Linked DNA regions of Mus musculus: all the other regions are linked to region 4. A link is a loop called in an ENCODE intact Hi-C map of the cell type or tissue named here. Cell type or tissue: heart. All regions are shown on one strand. Region 1 overlaps Ret (ret proto-oncogene). Region 2 holds the start of Ret (ret proto-oncogene). Region 3 holds the start of Rasgef1a (RasGEF domain family, member 1A). Region 4 has its middle 40 kb from the start of Bms1.

The links. Peaks named below come from ENCODE experiments on the same cell type or tissue, not always from the same donor. Only the 100,000 strongest peaks of a DNase experiment are listed, where the experiment ranks them.
Region 1: it touches region 4 in a loop (8-fold over the local background); 41 of 42 quality-filtered maps call a loop at or near these places.
Region 2: it touches region 4 in a loop (6-fold over the local background); 23 of 42 quality-filtered maps call a loop at or near these places.
Region 3: a loop joins it to region 4, with 3.0 times the contacts of the local background. A loop is called at or near these places in 7 of 42 quality-filtered maps.

The regions. Positions count from the first base shown.
Region 1 is chr6:118,177,167-118,182,166 of GRCm38, forward strand. Ret (ret proto-oncogene) reads right to left here. Exons shown (of 19, transcript NM_001080780.1): 3 at 4,659-4,946; 4 at 3,052-3,296; 5 at 2,106-2,301; 6 at 1,299-1,501. Among named protein-coding and RNA genes, the nearest start is that of Ret, 18 kb to the right of the region's middle. In heart, no CTCF peak of the experiment used is centred here; a DNase peak (open chromatin) is centred at 2,755; H3K27me3 peaks cover 1,215 bases.
Region 2 is chr6:118,192,960-118,197,959 of GRCm38, forward strand. It overlaps Ret (ret proto-oncogene), which reads right to left and starts at 4,785. Exons shown (of 19, transcript NM_001080780.1): 1 at 4,102-4,785. The coding sequence starts at 4,174. In heart, a CTCF peak has its summit at 2,333 (motif pointing right); DNase peaks (open chromatin) are centred at 2,361, 3,420, 4,012 and 4,192; H3K4me3 peaks cover 1,756 bases; H3K27ac peaks cover 566 bases; H3K27me3 peaks cover 4,929 bases.
Region 3 is chr6:118,062,617-118,067,616 of GRCm38, forward strand. It overlaps Rasgef1a (RasGEF domain family, member 1A), which reads left to right and starts at 3,769. Exons shown (of 13, transcript NM_027526.1): 1 at 3,769-3,846. The coding sequence starts at 3,829. In heart, a CTCF peak has its summit at 2,514 (motif pointing right); DNase peaks (open chromatin) are centred at 2,565 and 3,725; H3K4me3 peaks cover 1,571 bases; H3K27ac peaks cover 1,093 bases; H3K27me3 peaks cover 2,410 bases.
Region 4 is chr6:118,376,719-118,381,718 of GRCm38, forward strand. No RefSeq gene overlaps it. Among named protein-coding and RNA genes, the nearest start is that of Bms1, 40 kb to the right of the region's middle. In heart, a CTCF peak has its summit at 2,974 (motif pointing left); a DNase peak (open chromatin) is centred at 2,963; H3K27me3 peaks cover 1,979 bases.

The sequences.
Region 1 (5,000 bases), 200 kb before region 4:
GTTTCCCAAGCCACACGGACACCCTAACAATCCAACCTCCTGGTTGCTTCACTTTCCCTTACAAAGAACGTTCACCTCTATCTTCTCGGGGGACCCTTAAAAATATCCAAGTTCAAAACTATGGAGACAGTAAGAAACCAATCACTACAGGGCAATGACTGAGGCTCCCAGGTCTTTTAAATGCAGGTGGATCCGCCTCTAACTGATACCTCCAACCCCTTCTCAAGCCCTTCACTTTGTCATCCCCACTCCCGACCTGATGTTCTCACCCTGGAGAAGGGCTAAAGGCTCTCTCTATTTACAGGCAGGTCCTTCGTGTGCTGGTGACAGGAGTGAGTGAGAATCTGGAACCGACTTTAAGAATTGGAAAGACCCGGGCACAAGAGGAGACTGTTCTAAACACAGTCCGAAGACAGATCAACCCTCTACACCCCCCCCCCCCACCACACACACACACACACACACACACACACACACACACGTGCGCAAACCACAAATGAACTAAAAGCAACCAACAAACAGACACCGTGAGTGCTTGAGAAGAAACAAGTCAGAACGGCAGCAAATGCTGTCTCTGGTGGTCAAGGGGTGGGAGGGACATGTGCCCTCAATCCTCATCATTTTAATGAAGACCACCGCTCACTTTCTACTCTTTGTATTTTCATTTATTTTTAGCGGTGCTGGGGATGGAGCCTAGTGCGTGCTAGGACAGATCTATACCACTGAACCACGACCCCAATCTTTTACTTCTCCATTTCATTTATCATTTTCCAAAGACAAATATGAACATTACCTTGTGATGTCTCTAGCGCGTAAAATTCTATAAGCAGATGTGACCCCTGCCTTTTCCCACAAGCCACTACTGCCAACCACAGTCTGCTACCCACTAAAGTCCCCTCCCCCCATTAAAAAGGTATTTTTGCATTGACAGAGACACCAGAGACCAGGTTCCTCCAACCACTTTTTCCACTTAACAGTACAGCCAAGAACATCTTTCCAAGTAGGCATACACGGGGTTACCTGGAAATGTTTTGTATTAGTGCAAAAAAAAAAAATGTTTTAAAGATACCAAGAAGTAAGACGGTAAGATCAGAAGGCTTGCTCTGGGAGCTAACGAGAGGCTAGGAGCTCTCTAGGGTGAAGCGGGGTAAACAGAGGCTTAAGGATCCCTCTACTAGGGAGCCACCTATGCTAACGCTGCACTGGATGGGCTAGGGAAGAGGTGCCACCCACCCATAGCCCTGCCTGCAGTCTTGGAACCCCCTAACCTCATGCCATGTAATGGGCCACGGGCTCACCTGGGCATAGCGGCGGGCCCTCTTATTCACTGGGAAGGAGTAGGCCCTGGGTAGGTTCAGGGTGACGGGCAGTACAGACACGTTGAAATGGAGGACGAGGATACCACCTGCCCCAGGCCCCTGGAAGTCTGAGTCGTTGACCAGGACCGCGAGCTGCAGGACTCGGCTCTCTGAGATAGACAGGCTCCTGTTGAGAATCAGCTCTGTAGGCGGGCACGACAAGGAGACAAAACAAGTTACTATCCTTCATCATCACGTCTTGTGCCACATACTATATAGCCACACCAACGTCCAACCCTGCAGGTCTGGTGGGCAGTCTTACAATAGTACTGATATTTAAAAGCTAAACATTTTACTCGGCTAGATCTCGTGTGTGAGTGTGTGTGTGTGTGTACACATGCATATGCTCCAGAGAGACATACGGTACATGTGGTACATGTGTGGTGTGTTTATATATAGGGGTTTATTATGTCCTGTGGTTTGATATGTATACAAAGTGTGTATACTTTTGTGGGTGTAGTGTGTTAGGTGGGTATGAAATGTATGAGTGTGGTGTTTACTTACTGGTGGGCGGGTGTAAATTAGCATATTTAAATGAGTTTGTGTATGGGGTGTTTGGGTAGTGTTTGTATACACAGACTGTGTGGGGCCTGGAATGGGTGTGCTCAGTGGGACATATTTTGGTGTATGGAATGTATGTGGTTTTCCTGTAGTGTGTGAGAGTGTGTGTGTGTGTGTGTGTGTGTGTGTGTGTGTATACCAAGTGTCCTGAAGTTCTGGGAAAACATCACGCCGTTGGCTTCTTACTGTAATTGTGCATGGTTGCCCGAACGGAGTTGTTGTTGACCTGGACCAAGGTCTCGATGGGCGAATGCTCCACCCGGAAGGTCTGCTGGGCCCAGGAGTCCCCTGAGAGGAGTGTGTTTGTGTACCGTCTCACCAGCTCCCCAGACGCTGGCACCACATCTGCATCGAACACCTGCAGGGTGGCCACCACAGTGCCCTACAGAAAGCAGAGTGCCAGTCAGCGCAGGTATAGTCAGAGGATCACATGACCTCGCACAGCCCAGAACTAGACCAACTATGTGTTCTTTGAACCAATCCTAGGGCCAGACGATCAGAACTGAATGTTTGTCCCCAGGGCCTCGGGTAAGATTTGTAAGCAAAGCCACAGGGCCACTGGGTTACTCTAAGGTTGTCTAATCAGATACTTTCTCGCTTCCCCATACTGCTCTCACTCCCTAGGAAGCCTGTAGCTAGTTAGTTCCCCAGAGAAGCAAAACACCCTTCTTACTGAGCCTAAGAGCAGGCTGCAGAGTAGCCTGAAGCCCAGCAGGTGGCAGTAGCACACCACCTAGGCTGGTCAAAGCAGCATGGGCGAGGACATCCTCTCATAGGACACTCCTGGACAAGTTGCCCAGCTGCCAGCAGAAGGGAGTACCCTCCTTTTTGCCAGGTCAAGTGAGCCTGAGTGTTCTTCCCCAGTGCTCTCCTCATGAGGCCCTTGGCCTCATTATACACAATCTAAGCACCCCAGGTTCGGGCCTTCACAGTGCCAGCCCAGTTTACTGCAGCTATCTGGCTGGCAGTCAGCCAAACAGACAAGACACAAAGGACAAGTAGAGGGTCACATGACTGGACGGCTAGTGGAACAGCTAGCTAAACAGATCAAATATAAACTGCCGACAGGGACAAACACCAAACATGCACAGGACAAGACAACCAGACAATCAAATGCCACTGTGGGACCAACCTCCTTCCGCTTAAACTCCACCACCGCGCTGGCAGTGCCCACACCTCCAGAGAAGGTGGGCGCCGAGTCGTCCTCATCATACACTGTCACTGGGAAGGACAGAGTCACCGTCTCTTTGTTGGCACCAGGGCCTGCCACTATGCACAAAGCCTCCAGCACATACTTCTCCCGGAGCTCTCGATCCAGGGCCCAGCGAGTGCTCACCTCCAGGCAGTCTGGGTCACAACGGAAGGGCAGACTATCCCCTGTCACCAAGCAGAAGGGAATACCGCATGACCACTGGGTAGGGGATGGGGCGTGGCCTCCCTTGCTCATGGTTCTACCCAGAGTGGATGGCAGTGGGCTCTGTGGGGACGGCACACAGTACTCCAAATATAGGCTGTGTGAGGTTTGTGTCACCTACTGTTTTGTGCCTGGAGCCTTCACTCATGCAAATGGGCAGACAAGGGTTGACATAAGGCCAGGTGTCTCTGTCATGGCCTGGAGGGGGGATGCCCAGGAGGGCAGAGGATAGGCAGAGAGCCAGCTCCAGGTATGGTCAGATTCACAATGTCATCCATTTTGTTTTTTTTTAAATCACAGACATGACATTTGCTCGTGTCAGACAATGGGAGAAACATCCCGGTTCGATGACTTGAAAACAGATACTGGACATCAGGGGTGTGACTGACATTCCAACCAGGATTTCTGGATATGGGATTTGATTTCCTGTTGTTTGTGTCCTGCGATTGTGACCTGATTGGTTTCTTGAAGCCTTCATTTATTCTACATAAGCAAGATGTCAAAGTATACAGGTCCACTTTGCTAGAAGGGCTAGCTCCCCAGAAAGGTCTGCTGTGCCTGCGGATGCTAGCAGAACCCCTGGAACTGGGTTCAACACCCCATCTCTAGCTTAGAAGAATCCATCTGGGTCTCCTTAAGAGCAAGCCAGGAAGCTCCACGATTTTCATGCCAACTCCAGCCTCGCTATCAGCCCATCCTCCCAATCAGGAGTCTGTCCTGGACCCTTCCGTGTCCCTAACTGTACCATACACTACCCTGGCACGAACTGTACCCAACATAGGAGCCCAACTAAGCCTTTTTAGATGCAAGTGGAGACTTCTCATACCTGCCCCCCGACTTCCACAGTTTCCCCTGCACTAGGGAAAGAAACCCTGACATTTCCCCTGACATAGCCAGCCTGCCCCTGTTTGCCACTGTTTCTCTAGTGGCTAACTGCAGTCCAACTACAAATGGTCTCAGTTTAGCACCTTCTGGGGCCAGAGCCTTTTGGCACCTACCCACTTGGTTTAGTGGCCCCTACCTCTCTGTTCTCTCAGCTTCTCACTCCTCCTTAGAAACCATCTAGATTCCTTGACGTGTCCAAGGGCTCTATCCTCCAGATGACTAGAGGCTTCAAGGCAGGCAAGACGCCAGATCGTTTGTTTGTTTACAGTTGTATCCTAACTTCCTTCAACACTACTTGGCTGGTGACAGACATTCAAGAGAGATACTTCTGGAATACTCAACAAGTGGCAAAAAGAACTCGTGGCTCACCCTAAGGGCTTATAGCACCATGCCTCCCATGTAACAGGACAAAGGAATAGCCCCTTGAGGCTGGAACTCACCTCCTAAGAGACTGTACTTCACACTGATGTTGGGACAAAGGAACTGCACGGGTAACATGTGGAAGTGGTAGAAGGTGCCAGGAGGCCTGTTCTCCCTGACTCGGAAGGACACGGCTGTCTCTGGGATGCAGAGATCCTGGGCTTTGAAGGAGCTACAATTTGGGAAGGTGTCGTTGATGAAGGAGAAGTACACACGGGTACAGCCTGGCCAATGGCATTCTCCCTCTCTCTGGGCTGTGGACCCCAGAAAGACCTGGAGGAAGATGGTGAGCAGGGGGAAACCACCATCTGTAGAAAGAGAAGAAGACAGCTCCTTTTCAGGTGAGGGATCAAGAAGAGGGG
Region 2 (5,000 bases), 180 kb before region 4:
CCAGAGGGTACAGAAGACATTCCTCACAGACCAGAGAGGCAGTGCCCTCCCCCCCCCCCCGTGACATCACTTCCTCTGTGGTCCATGCCCAGGGCTCTCTGCCAAGCACCCCATTCCTTGTTTCCTTGTCTTGCTTCCAAGCCGCTTGTCTCTAAAGGAACCATACCCCCTCCCCCTCCCTCTCTCTCCGTAACTATTAGGTGTGTCTTTTGCTGTTAGTTCCTCCTTGCAAAGCAATACTCAAGGCTCTTTTTGATGAGTACTATCAAGTCATTCATACAGAAAAATAATGGGGAAGGAGGGAAAGAGGGAAGCAGAGCTGATGGAAGAGGACTGAAGGGAGAGACCGGCAGCCAGGCAAGCGCCAGACTTAACCTAGAAGTGTGCATGTGCGTGCATGAAAACACACACACACACACACACACACACACACACACACACACACACCATCCCTCCACAGTACACTTATGGCCACTCATCCAGAAGCAAAGAATTACTGAGTAAGTATAGGCTGCACTCCTAGCCAGCACTGCCCCGTCTCCTGGGCACACAGTGGGCGTTTGCTTTTATCGGTCATTCCCAGTGCCCTAGGGAAGTGGATTCCATCTGGATGAGGGCACACGGTTGTGCCTCTCCCCTAGCATGACACCATGATGAAAGGAAGGCACTTCCTTCAGACACGGTGCAAAGGACAGTCCTTGGGTGTCTTGTCCCTACCAGCCCTCTGACTATACACACAACGTCTTATAATGCCTAGAGCACACAGGTTCCCTCTCTGGGACAGCTCTGACAGAGACAGGCCTAATGTTCATTCCTAGCCCAGGAGACTCCCAGGGTCAGCCAGTCAGCAAGGGCAAAAACATCTCACTGAGAACTCTGCTCAGACCCACAAAGGCTCAGGCTTTGTGTCTGTGGGCAGTGCTCTATGTCACATGTCACTCCTAGTTCTGGTCCAGCCTTTCTCCAGAGCACCTGCTGTCATACATGAGTGACCTGCTGTGGTGTGACCGGCAGGAACATTGTCCTCTCCCAGATCGCTCTTCATCTCTACTCCTGGTACCAAGCTCTCACTGGCTTTGCTAAACACAAGAGACCTGGACCCGGGGAGTCCTTAGCTTTCCATGAGCTCCAGAATCTATAGATTTGGTGAACCTCAGTTTGTTCACCTGCGAAATGGGAAAATAAGACCACAAACCTTACAGGGTTATCAACAGTATGGCAGGGGAAGCTGCTGCTAGTGTTAGCAGGAGAGGGGATCAACAGAGTCTTTTGCCAGCAGAGGATCCCAAGGGAGGTAGCAGCTTCCAGCTATCCTTTCCTTTCCTATCCAGGCTCCATTTCTACAGATACTATAATTTTTAATTAGTTTTCTCCTCCCCTGGCTAAAAGGCCATTAGCACCCCATTAGGTGAATACATCCCACTTTCTTCACACCACCAAGGAAACAAGTCATTTACTTAGCCCATTCCTAAAGCAATTCTACAAAATAAAGGCAATCTAGTGAATGGGCTCAGTCACTTCCCTACATGCTGTCTGCTCTCAGGCCCCACCCTCAGGACTCCCTGGCTGGCCCAGCCCTGAGAATGGGCTCAACAGCTCAGGGGAAGAGACAAAGAAGGGCCGGGATAACCCTGGGGAACCAGGACAAATCTCCAGGATCCCCTGAGCTCAGTAAGGGAAGGAAGGAAGGGAGAAACAAAGAGGGGAAGCAGGGAGGACCAGACCTCAGTGCTCACTCACAAGGAAAGCTCTGGGTGATGTCGACCGATTATGGCTCCCCTCACACTTACACAGAAGGGTTGTCCAGAAAGGGCCCCTCCATGACTGACCCTTTGGTTCTCACAGCTAGAGATACTAAGCAAGATGCCAATCCAAGAGGATGGGGGACAGGAGTCTTGACAAGTAGTTGGGAGTGGAGGGGGGCCAGGAGCCCCGGGACATGTAGGGGAGACCAAGATACTGTGATTCAGTCTCCTCATCCACTTAGTCAAGTTGTGTCTGTATGGAGCAGCAAAAAGTCCAGAAAATGTTAACAGAAGGAGGTTGTCAATCTCTACTTCCAGGACACTGGGCCCGACAGCGATGGGAAATGCGTGACACAGTTCTATGTCCATGTGGGGTGTTTGGAAGAGGGTGAGAAGGGAGCCAGGCCATTCTTATCCACAGGTCTCTTGAGCATGAGCTTGTGAGCAAGAGTGGGAGCATGGATGAGTAACTTGAAATCAGAGTATGGCGAGTCTCGTTAACAAGGCTCCCTTACTTCTACAGACCCACTCAAAACCCACTCAAAACCGTGGGCATCAGGCCCAGCCACTAGAGCACTGTATCCACAAGAGGGCACCGGAGGCCACGCTGTTCCCAATCCTTCTATTGAGGAACCGCACCCGAGCTCTCTAGTGGCAGTTTGGAGATCAGTGAATGTCACAACAGCTGCACCAGAGTCCAGGTTAGAGGGCTTCTCCAAAACCCCCATCACTTCTTCCTGGGTATGAGGCTGCTGTGGCCCTCTCTGGACCTCTATCGTGGATTCTTGGCCATCCAGAAGGGGGTGGGTTTAAAACCTCATAGTCCTGGATTCTATAAGCTGTCTGTGGCCACCTGATTCTGAGCCAGAGGTTTCACATAGAAATCTCCCTCTCTGCCTGCCACATGCCACAGGCCAGACCCTTGAGGTGGGTCCCTTACACGGCTGGGGACCTCACTAGATTCAGGGTTAGGTGGGTGGAGGGAAGTTGCTCAACACATGTCTTCCTGGTTTACTCCTGACTACATACCTGCACCTGTGAAGTTTAAACCCAATGACACAGAGCAGCTACACAATGTTAAGCTCTGTATTTTGCTACACAGCCTTGGAGCCTATGACCCTCTGCAGCACTGTGCCCCACAGCACCTTAGGACCCAGGAACAGACACTCCAATCTGCCCCCCCCCCCAGAACGATAAGGTCTTTATCTTTTCCCCTCTCCATACTTCTCTGCGGTACTTGGAAGGCCTGCAAATGCAGTCCTGGGCTGGTCTGTGAACCCAGTACACGACTCTGAGCTAGAGGCAAGATGAACAGTCTTGCCTATTTCCAAAGGTTGCAAACCTTTTGTAAGTAATGGGAGTGGGTGGCCTGGGCTCAATTCTGTTATCAGAGGGAAACTTGGTACAAATATTTTCCAGAGGGAACCAAGTTAGGGTAGATTGAAGGACAGTAAAATGTGCAGCCAACCGGGTCAATATCCTGTATCCTTGTGGTTCATTTGGTCAGGGTATAGGAGCGAGGGCAGTGACCAGCCTTTGAAAGGCCACACCTAATGAGGGGCGCCTATGTGTGCTGTCCATGATGCTGGCAGCCCATCACCACACTCCCGAGTGGCAGGGCCCAAAGCTCTGGGTAACTAAATGTCAGCCCTGGACCCTATTATGCCTCCAAAAGACACATTTTCATGTGCTCCAGCGGAATAGCATGTGACACAGGACTCCCAACTGTGGGGCAGAGCTCAGAGCTCTCGGCGAAGACACGCGGGGACGGGGGGGGGGCGGGGGGGGAGAGACCACAGGCTTTTAGGTTTTTAAAGATCAGGGCGGCAAAAACACACACAGGAAAAATAACCTTTACTAAAGATTGCCTCAGCGCCCTTCAGCCAGACGAATGGAGCTACAGCAAGTGCAGAATTGAAACGCGAAAAGAAAATCTGGGCGCTGCAGTCTCCAAGCGCTGGCTCAAGTCGTGGGCTTCCCAGGGCTGCCTACCCTGTCCGCTCGCAGCTGCTCCCCAAAGGCGACAAGATCTGTCCGCTTCGCTCGGGCACACGGCCGGCCGCGGCTGGAAAAGCGACCAGCTTGGGATGTTCAGCTGCGGCTTTGGCGGAGCAGTCTACTCTGCCCGGCTCGCAACTCGCACGGACCCAAGGCGAGCCGAGCCCCGCCCAGCCGGTGGCCCAAGCGCAGCAGCTAGCCGCAGCGACCCGGTTCCCAGACCCGGAGGCCCGCCAGCCGCGCAGCCGGCCGGTGACAGCCAATGTAAGCGCGCTTCTGCGCGCGTCAGCTTCCCGGCTCGGCGCGCAGCGCTAACTTCACCCCGGCCCCTACCGTCCCAGCCGCCCGTAGGACTCACCTTCTCCTAGCAGCGGCAGGAGCAAAATCAGCTTCAGCCCCAGCCCTGCGGCGCCGGACGTCGCTTTCGCCATCGCCCGTGCGCGCGAGGGCCGCGGTTGAGGAGCAGGCGGGTCTCGGCGGCGGTGGGGTGCGGCGCTCAGCCGGGCCTCCCCATGCCAGCCCGGGCGCAGCGGGCACTGCGGGCGCGTTGCGTCCGGGCGCGACTCCCAGCTGCGGACTCGGAGCCGCTCTCTGCTGTTGCTTGCACGGCTCCGGTTGCGGTACTGATGAGAGACCTGCGCTGCCTGCGCCCGGGGAGCGGACTGGGGCAGGGCAGGGCGCAGAGGGAGTGGCAGCGAGAGGGGCGGGACCAGGGGTGCGGGTGTGTGTGGAGGGGCGGGGCTCCAGGTACTGTGTGGGGCAAGGTGGGGCGGCACCCGACTGCTAGGGGAACCTCTATTTCCTCTCTAGATGAGCGCGGGTCGGAGCTGGGTGCGTGTGGGTTGTGGTGCGGGTGCTGGTCTACTAAAGGTAACCTGGATCCATGATCATTTGCCGGCATAGCCACTTTCTCACCCCGTGCGTCTCGCTTGCTGTTTCTGTTAGTCCTTTCCCGCCGCCCAGAAAGAGCAACACAGAAGATTCGGCGTCTGGGCCGACTGGTCACCTATACTCGCAGAGACCCAGAGTCTAGAATGATGTCCCTCCAGTCTCTGGACGCGAAGAGCATCCTCCGCCATTTATCAAGGGGGCGGGAGTGAGAAGCGCGTTTGGAGCCTGCAGCTTCTTCTGGGGTTAGAGGCGGGAAGAGGGGAGGAGCCCTGATCAAGAGAAAGAGGGACAGAGAGCCTGCTTCCAGTGTACAACATATCATGTGGTGAAGACGGTTGGGGGTCCTGTTGGGCTTGTTTGTGATTC
Region 3 (5,000 bases), 310 kb before region 4:
TTGATTTAAGAAGTAGATCATGTGCATGTAGGAATACATCTATCTCTTTTAGTTTAAAAAAATAGATTTTCAAAATATTCCCTAATTATTCTCTGGGTTTCATTGGGATCTGTTGTAGTCTCCATTTTTTTTAATGTTCAACTTTATTAATCTGGTCTCCCTCCCTCTCTTTTTGAATATATATGGATGCATCTGTTCAAGTGGGGGACACCTATCTAGAGATTAGTAGGACGAAGTACTGAAACCTCCCACTAGTGTTGTGTCAGAGTGTATCTAATTTTTATGTCCACTAGTGGTTTATAAAACTGAGAGCCTGGTTTGGAATATATGTATTTACTATTGTTGTATTTTCTTGATGAGTTATTCCATTTATTATTAGGCAGTGACCTTTTACCTTTTTTTATTTCTTCTGATCAATTTTGATTTGAAGTCTACTTTATTGATTGTCAATAACTGCACAATGTTTGTTTTAAGCTTCTATTCACTTATGGTTTTACACCCTGTATCTCTTGGTTTGTGGTGTATGTGTCTTATGCTTTCTGTGCCTTATGATCAAAACCACCCTTCTTCCTTGGTGTATAGGTTTCCCTTAGCAACCTTCTGAGGTGATGACCAGATGGTTATGCAGAGCTCTGGTTTGTGCCTGTCTTGAAACATCCTCTGTGGGGGATGCTTGGGTTGTTTTTAGTTAGAAGCCATCGGAGACAGTGCTCATGTATCTCTAGGTATGAGTCTGTGAGCGTTTCTGCCAAGTCTGTATACTCCAGGTGGAGCTTTTAGATCTGTGTGTGCTCAGCTCCCAGAAGACAGTTGGAGCTTGCTCTCACATGACTGCCCTGGCCATGTGGCCACTAGCAACGGACAGTTTTGCCACTTTCTTGCCAGCACTTGGCATTTTCTGCTTTTTCATTTTTGCCAGTCTGGGTGTGTAGGGATTTTCACAGTGTGATTTTAGCGTCTCTCTGGCTGATGACTGATAAACTCCAATGACTTAAACATGCTGCTATACCATGAAGTACCTCTCCATAACTTTGTTCATTATACAAACGGGTCTTTGACTCTTTTGGCTTGTTAAGTTCTTATATATATTATAGGCTTGAGCCCTGTGTTGGCTGTCTATACCTGAATCCACATCTATATACCATATCTATATTTATCTCTCTATCCATGTCTATGTTTTGCCCATAAATTCTATCTTTATACATGAAAACCTATATCTTTATCCATATTTCATTGTCCTATCTTTCTCAATTTCTGTTCGTATCCATATATCAGGATCAGCATATCCACACTAGTATTCACATCTAACTCCATAGCCACATCTGTATCTGCAAACAGGCAAGTATATTCGTGTATATGTTCCATAGATGGATTCCACCATGCCCCTATGCACAGGCAAGTTACAGTTACTGACTGAACAGTGAGCAGATAAAGATCTTCCTCTCATGGTGCTCAGATTCTTTTTAAAGCAGACCAATAAGGAGGTGGAAAGATAAGGCTGGATTGAGTAACCCAAGGAGGGAACCTGTGGTGAGGGAGATAGGCCACGATGGAAGGTGACCTCTTAAAGATGTCATTGAGAAGATGACATATAGACAGACTCCTAAGGGGGTGTGACCCCACACCTGGGGAAGCACTCCATGCTAAGCCAGGTTAGAGGAGCTGAGGTCCTCACAGAGAGAGAGCAACAGAACCCCGAGGCCCCGGGACTCCGCTTTTCACTGTGATCTTTACTGAAGCACTGCAATTTAAGACCAAAGTGCCCAGACCTTACTTGGGCCCCAATGGAGTCCATCCACCCGCGGAAGCAGACAAAATGCTATAGCTTACAATTTTGTCCTGTGCTTATGAGGATGGCCCTGTCACTTTCATCACAGAGCCAGGCTTCTCTGCCTCTTTTTTCAATCACTCTCAGGGTAGTCTCTTATAGACAAGGACTGTTAAGGACAGCCCCCGCTGTCTGGAGTAAGGAGGGAAGCATGTCCTCCCATGTGTCTTGCCTTTCCAGTAACCCCAGCAGCTGTTTACAGACCGCATCACATCTCCACTTTCCAATGGTGTCTTGGGTCGGGCACCACAAGCCCTTGCTGCGAGATAGCTTTAAGCAGGACATCTGACAGGAGTCAGCCTTTAGCCTGCCAGCTTCCCTAGGTCCCTGGACGCTGGGAAAGATGTGGATTGATGCATATATGCATGCTGAGGTCAGACTTGTGACAGACAGCTTCATCCATGTCTGCCAGAGATGGGACTAGATAGGCTCCCTGGGGAAAGCTTGCTCTGGAGCAGGTGGCAACTGGCTTGTTAACTGTGCATGTGGGAGAAATGCCATCACCCTCTTAGGACCCAGGTGTCCTAGAGGGTCAAGGAACAGGGCTAAAGAAGGCAGGGACAGGTAACTTCCTAGAAGTAGAACTCCAGTTTTGTTTCTCTTGGTATTAGAAGAGCAGTCTGAAGGAATGACCTGAGCCTAGCAAGGGCCCAGCACCCGAGGGTCTAGGTGGGTCTTGACAAGATTCGCCAGCAGAGGTCACTGTGAGCTTTGCATCCCCTGGAACAAGATGCAGGGCTGGAAGAGGGGGGCCCTGTGTGAAAGCTGATGCACCCTCCTCCCCGCCATCTGTGGAGCTGTTCCAGGAGGGAATAAATACTATGGGCTCTGAGACCCCTGAGAAGAAAGGTGGGGTCCAGCGACAGTGCGAGCTGGTAGAGACGTCAGGGGAGGCAGAGCCCAGAGGGCCTGGGTCCTCCTAGGAGACAAGGGAATGAGCCCAACATTCAGAGTTCCACAAGACTGAACTAACTACCCAAGAGTCTGTCTGCTGATGGATCTTTGTGCTAAGAGAGCTGATGGAGAAAGAGGGGAAGGGAGATGGCAGGAGAGAAGTGTGCTCCCTCAGGCCGCTGGGCAGAGATCAGACAGGGTGGGGTAAAGTCCGGGTCATCAGTCTCCATTAGGGACCATGGCTTGCTTGTGTGCTCTCATAGGATTGTTTAATCCCCCCTGGGCATCCTCTGCCCCGTCTATGGTCTATGGTTCCAGCTGAGAGCAGCTTTGACTCCTAGAACCTGGCCCAGCTCTCTCTGCCCTCCCAGCCTCTATCTGCTTCCTTAGTTTCAGATCCCCAGAGAGGGCATTCTTCATTTCAGCCCACCGCTGCCATCTAAACTCTAAGAGCTGGAGCTGCGGTGGGAGGCACCTGACAGGATTCTTTCCTAGTGCAGGGAGTGGGGTGGGGGTGGGGGTGAGGTGAGATAGATCCTCAGAGACAGGCACCAGGCATATCCCTTACTCGGATTAGCCCTTCCACGACAGCAGCTGCTGTATCCCTGGCGTTCTGGGGATGATAGAAGGACTGAGGATTCAAGACACTTCAGACTACAGCTGTGTGGAGCGAGCGCCCGCCCGGCAGGGGAAGCATCTGAACTAAGCGCTGCTTGGGCACCTGCGGTAGCTCTGTAGCGTTCAGTCTCCAAGGAGGAGTCTGGGACCCTTCCTGGCCCTCCCCTCCCCTCCCCTCCCCTCTCCTTCCTGGACTTCACCAGCAAGACGACCCACCCCGCCCAGAGCCCAGAGCCTTGACCCTTACGCCATTCCCAAACCTAGCACCACAAACCCTGCGGGTGCTCACGCCTCACTGTGCCTCGCCCTGTCCCTTGCTAGTGCTCCTCCCAGGGTCTTGTTCACGAGGCTCGCCAGCCCCGCCCCGGGCGGGAGGTGGCTGGGTCACGGGAGGGAAGTCCCCGGGCTTGGGCGGCACTGGCTCAGCCCCGGAGGGTAGTCGGGCTTCTACACCGCCTGCGGGTCCGGTAGCGGGAGCTGTAGCCAGGATGTTTCTGGAGCCCCAGGTAGGGTTGTGGCAGTGCGGGACTGCGGGTTAGGAGCACTCCAGGGCAGTGTCTTGACCACAGCAGGACCGCAAGGTTAAGGTTTCTGTGCCCCAGAGCTTGGGAAGCGCGGCCAGGAGGGTGCTCGCCCCCAGGACAACCAGGGCAACTCTCTCTCCTGTCCCTGCCCGGACACCTGCCGCCACTTGGGCCTCGCCCAAGGTGCAGCTGCTGCCTTCCTAGCCTCTGCTGACACCAGCGGCTCCGCTGTAAAGCGCCACTTGAAAACCTGCAGGGGGTGGGGGTGGGGTGGGGTGTTTCGCAGCAGGGTCCGGGTGCGGCAGAAGAGAAAGCAAAGGGCTGTCCTGGACAGAGCAGACTTGTAAAAAGCAGTGGCGATCTTGGAATTTCCCCTATCCTTGGGCTCAGAACCACTGTTTACTCCATAAGTGCTTGGAGTGGGGGCGGTCTGTGATGGAGTGGTTGATCATGTGGGAGGTGTGCGCTTGTATGTGCGATGTGTGGGCGGGAGAGAGGACGTGTTTATATATGGGAGGCTTAAGTGAGAGCCGTTAAGAGGAGGCAGGTGTGGGGGCAAGGCTGTGCCTGTGCATTCTCAAATGTCATGTGTTTAAAGAGAAGAGTGCCTAGTGAGGGGAAGGCTGAGAATCTCCCTAAAATTAACCCTGGGCCTGAGCCACCACTGCACCTTTCTAGCTGTTTTGAGCCATAGTGGGCAGTGGGATTCAGGAGCAGTACACAGACCTGTCTAGACCAGACCCAGTGCAGACCATTGATTTGGAAGAGTGGAGATGAGGAGCCAACATTAATGGGCTGAAGATGTAGGACAGACAATGCACATTTATTAAGCACCTGCTATGCGCTGGCACTGTGGTTTGCAGAGAACTAAGCAGGCAACAGTTCTTATCCTCACAGAGCTCATCTGGGTGCCAGAAAATCATTGGTTCTTAACCTGTGGGTCAAGACCCCTTGGGGTTAAACGACCCTTTCAAGGGGTTGCCTCTCAGATAGCCTGCATGTCAGATATTTACATTATAATTCATAGCAGTAGCAAAATTATACTTATGAAGTATCAGCGAAATACATTTTATGGCTGGGGCTCAGCACAACACGAAGAACAGCATTAAAGGGTCGCAACATTAGGAAGGTTGAGC
Region 4 (5,000 bases):
CTGTGGGTCACAACCCTCATAGATGCTACATAGCAAATATCCTGCGTATCAGATGTTTACACTACAACTCCTAGAGGTAGCAAACTTATAATTATGAAGCAATGAGAATCACTTTATGATGGGGGGGGAGGGGTGACCACAACATGAGGAGCTGTATTAAAAGGGTAGCAGCATTAGGAAGGTTGAGAAGCGCTGACCTAGTTCCTTGTCTAAGTCTCAGTGCATCTGCACCTCCACCCAACAGAAGAAAGGCTGTGAGAACCATGGGGGCATCTACTTAGCTTCTCTTTAGCTTAGCTTTTCTTCTACTTTATCTGTGAAACGAGAGGGATGCACTGGAGTTCGAAATAAAGAGCATGCAAATCACACCTCGCCTGGTATGAGAGAGAGAGAGAGAGAGAGAGAGAGAGAGAGAGAGAGAGAGAGAGAGAGAAGGAAGGAAGGAGAGAAGGAAGGAAGGAAGGAGAGAAGGAAGGAAGGAAGGGAGGGAGGGAGGGAGGGAGGGAGGGAGGGAGGGAGGGAGGGAGGGAGGGAGAGAGGGAGGGAGAGAGGGAGGGAGGGAGGGAGAAAGAAAGAAGCCACAACATATGACAGGAGCTGCCTAGATTTTCTTAGCACAGAAAGGAATCTCCAATCTACTTTTCCCTTTGCGGTCCCTGAATATTTGAGACATAGCTTCTATTAACTCAATCCACAAAAGTCCAAGTGATAAATCCAAGGTATATCCTGTGCCCATGTTTCTAAGTCTCTTCTCTAAGAACATTTTTATTTTTCCTGAAAGTTTCCAGGAACCTATGTGTATTCCTAGGTACCGACTGTTGAAGGGAACCAACGCAAGGACGAACGCCGATACAGCAGATTAGCTGCTCTCTGCTGCTCCTGAGTTCAGCTTGCTGTGCCCCCACCCCGCGCGCTGCCTCAGCTTGCTGTGCCCCCTCCCCTGCCGCCTCAGCTTGCTGTGCCCCCCCCGCCGCCTCAGCTTGCTGTGCCCCCCCCCCCCCGGCAGACTTCTTTGCTGAGCCTGAGCTGGGATTTTATCTCTGCTAATTCATGCCATGCTCTACTGGGTTTTTCTATCTCCTGGGACCGCTGGAATCTGTCACCAGATGGCATCTCCTTGTTGCCTTGAAGGTCTGGGCACATCTCCCTTCCCCAAACCAATATGGTAAGTGACTCTGTGTCCAGGGCTGGGTTCCAGTTGCTGTCTCACCTGAGCATTCCCTTTCTTGGTTCAGGACCTCACCTCAGCCTCCTTGGGACAGGAATTAGGACGCCCTCCCCGAGCCCAGCATGTTTTCAGACCCTAAGTCAGCAGCAGGGTGACTTTCTGTGTCCATTTCTCGTCCCCAGCTTCCCTTGACTGACCCAAGTTAGCTACCTTAAAAAAAAATGCAGTCAGAATTGACTCCAGGGCCTGACATAGGCTGTACCACTGAGCTATGATCGTCATTTATTTATGTACTTATTTATCTTGCTTAAACTTTTAATCCCCCTGGAGTTTATTTTAAGACATAGCACAGAGAAGAAACTTTGTGTCTCTCCAGTGGTTGCTGAACACCAACATTTCCCATCTGAGGGATGCCTTGGGCCAGAACATGGTCAAGTGTCTGACCTACCCTGGTCGATCCTGCCTTCCTTCCAGGGCAAATTCCTGCAATGGCCTCTTCCCAAAAGAAGGACCTTCATCCAGCTACCCAGCTGCCCTCTCTGTGCCTAAGCCTTTTTCTGTGCCTCTGGTTCCTGTTTGGCCCTCTTCCTTCATCTTAGCTGTGCCTTCCTCTTTGTTCCCCAAAGCATGGGATGAAATTTAGTGACATGTCCATCCCCCGACAGAGAGCCCTCTCTTCTTAACTACAAATGGATTTCCCCACCTTACACCGGCAAAAATGATCCTTAAGATTTTTTTAAGTGGTGGCTTCTCTCCTTGGCAACAAATGTATGTTTTCTACCAACTTCAGCTTATTTCCTCTCAACTCTTCAACCTTCCCCCCCTCCCTCCCTCCCTCCTCCCTCACCCCCCTCTCTTCCTCCCTCCCTTATAGCATTTACCTATACTGCAACCACACAGAGAATTCTATTGCTGTGATAAAACACCGTGACCGAAAGCAACTTGAGGAGGAAAAACTTTATGTTGCTCACACTTCCACATCTGAGTTCACCACAGAAGCCAGGGAAGGACCTCAAGCAGGGCGGGGAGATGGAAACAGGAGCTGAAGCCGGAGCCATGGTGGAACACTGCTGACTGGCTTCCTCCTCATGGCTTTCTCAGCCTGCTTTCTTAAGCCACACAGGACCAAACTCAAGAGCAGAGCTGCCCCCAGCGAGCTTGGCCAGCCCACACCAACTGCTAATCAAGAACATGCCCTACAGTCTTGTCTACAGGCAGATCTTATGGGGGCATTTTCTCAATTGAGTGTCCCTTTTCCCAAATGACTCTAGCTTATGTAAGGTGGATATATAACTAATCAGGACAGTCATACTCAGATGCACACATGTGCCGAGATACAAACACACACGCATTTCCATAGGTGTAGTGCACATTATACCCATGCATACTCATCCACATGTATTCTAAAAATTGATTATATCACACACACACTTTTTTTTCCCCAAAGATATATCCAAAGCCACATAGCTACTGACTGGCAAAATTAAACTCTTTTGTACTTTGAGCTCAACCCTGGATGTTTTAAATGATACATTTTTTTCTTTCTTACACAAACAAACATGCAAAGCTCCAGATAAAATGAGTGAGCTCACGCTCTGCAGTCAGCCCTGGGAATATAAGCACAAAATAATCGTAAGAGTTCTGTCTAGCAGTTATTCTGTGCTCAGTGCTCACTGTATGCCTGGGTCAGCATCCGGGGCTGGCTGCAACCATCAGCGTTCAGTTGAAGGGGGCGTCTGGCTCTGAAGCCCCCGTTAGGCTGGCCTTCCTCTTGCAGCCCTTGCCCTATGGCGCCATCTCGTGGTTGCTGCTGTAACTCCCAATGAAGAGACCCTTATGGGGGTTCCTTAGACTGCTCCATAGAGCAGCATGCAGTCTTTCTGACCACTGCAGCTGCTAATAATCTCACACGGAGGTGCGGAGAACGGGGCTCACATCCCTAATCCCCTAGGATCTAGGGAAAGAAAGTCCTCTGAGTGCGCTAACCAGATGTGAGCTCATGTGTGTTTGTTTGCAGCCATACACGACAGTCTCCCTGAGTGCATTCAGATGCGCACACTTGCAGATGCTCACATGCAGCTGTACACACACTTGACTCCTTCCCTCCCACCCACACCTCTCACTGTGGAGGTACAGTGGCTCACAAGCGGAATCGATGCTGCTTCTGGTCCCAAAGGCAGACCTCAGAGCCACGGCATATCCCTGGTTCTGTTTATTATACAGGTAAGGAAACCGAGGCTCCTCTGTGTGCACGCCTAGCTTCCAATGCCCTGCACGTTCTGCATAAAGGGCCTCGGGCCAGCTCCGGGCCTGGAAAGACAACCCAAGGGAACAGCTACCAGCTTGGCTCTCAGTCATTTCAGCAGAGCTTCAGAAAGTACCCTACATAGGTCAGCCTTCCAGTCTTGTGATCTTTCAGCTAACAGATGCAAATAACATTAGAAGAGATGGAATGGAACCCCTGGGGACAGACTCAGGAGCCAGGGCCAAGGCACAGAATTCCCAAGTAGGGGTGAATCTAAAACAGTTTCTGGGCAAGTGGGGCACAGAACAAAGAGACAGGGCTAAGGCTGCAGAGGAAGGGAGGGGTAGCTGTCTAGATGCCTCTGGAAGATGGTAAGACCTTAGATTGAGTTCTGGGGACAAAGCTGACTTACTTCCTACAGGAAATCTCACTGTACTGACCAGTTTTATGTCAACTTAGCACAAGGTATCTAAGAAGAGAGAACTCCAATGGAGAAAATGCCTTATCAGCTTGATCTGAAGGCAAGTCTGTTTTTACTAAGGATGGGTGTGGGAAGACTGGCCTTGTGGAGGGTGGTACCACCCCTAGGCAGGTAGTCCTGAGCTGTCTGAGAAATGGGACTGGGCAAGCCATTGTGTAAACAGCACTCCTCCATGGCCTCTCTATCAGTTCCTGTCTCCAGGTTCCTGCCCTGCCGTGACTTCCCTTGATGGCAGACCACAAGCTGTAAGATAACAAACAACTCTCCTTTCCTACCCAAGTTGCCTTTGCTCTGAAACCCTAACCAAGAGTATCAATGCTGTTACAGTAAAAACGTGTAAAGGGAGTGATTAAATGCTAGGCATAAACTGCAAGGTGGGAAACACTGAAGAAGGTAACTAGTATGGCATCCGATGGGTATGACCAGACAAGGACAGGGCAGGGGCGGAAACAGCCAGTCTGGGTCTTTGCAGACCCTGGCTGGCATAAATGAAGCTCTGTCCCTTCCCCATCACATCAAGGCATGCAGCCTTTTTGTATGTTCTTATAATGTATTCAATCAACAGATTAAAGTGTTAGCAAGAACAGCTTCTAAAAAATTCTTCAGCCCGTCCTAGTAAGGCAATCACCCCAGATCCTCATAGACAAGGAGTTAGAGATGATTCGGGCGAGGGAGACTGAAACTGTTAGAAATTAAGTTCAGGGTTGTATAAATGACTGGCCACTATTCCAACATAGGTGTCTGGACAAGGCAAAGTTTACTCTTGGCCAGGAGGGTGTGCCCCAGAGAGCCAACCCAGAAACAGGAAGTACACTTAGTTTTATTCAAAGGAAGGTGCTGTGGTGATCTGAGTAAAAATGGTGTCCACGGGTCCATAGGGAGTGTAGATATTGGGAGGTGTGACCTGGTTGGAGTAAGTGTGGCCTTACTTGGGGTGGGCTTTGAGGTCTCAGATGCTCAAGCCACGCCCAGGGTGAGTTTTTTTCCTGCTGCCTGTGAACCCAGATGTAGAACTTTCTGGCTCCTTCTCCAGCACATATGACTGCACAGCGCCATGTTTCCTGCCATGATGATAATGGACTAAACCTCTGAAATCATAGGCGAGC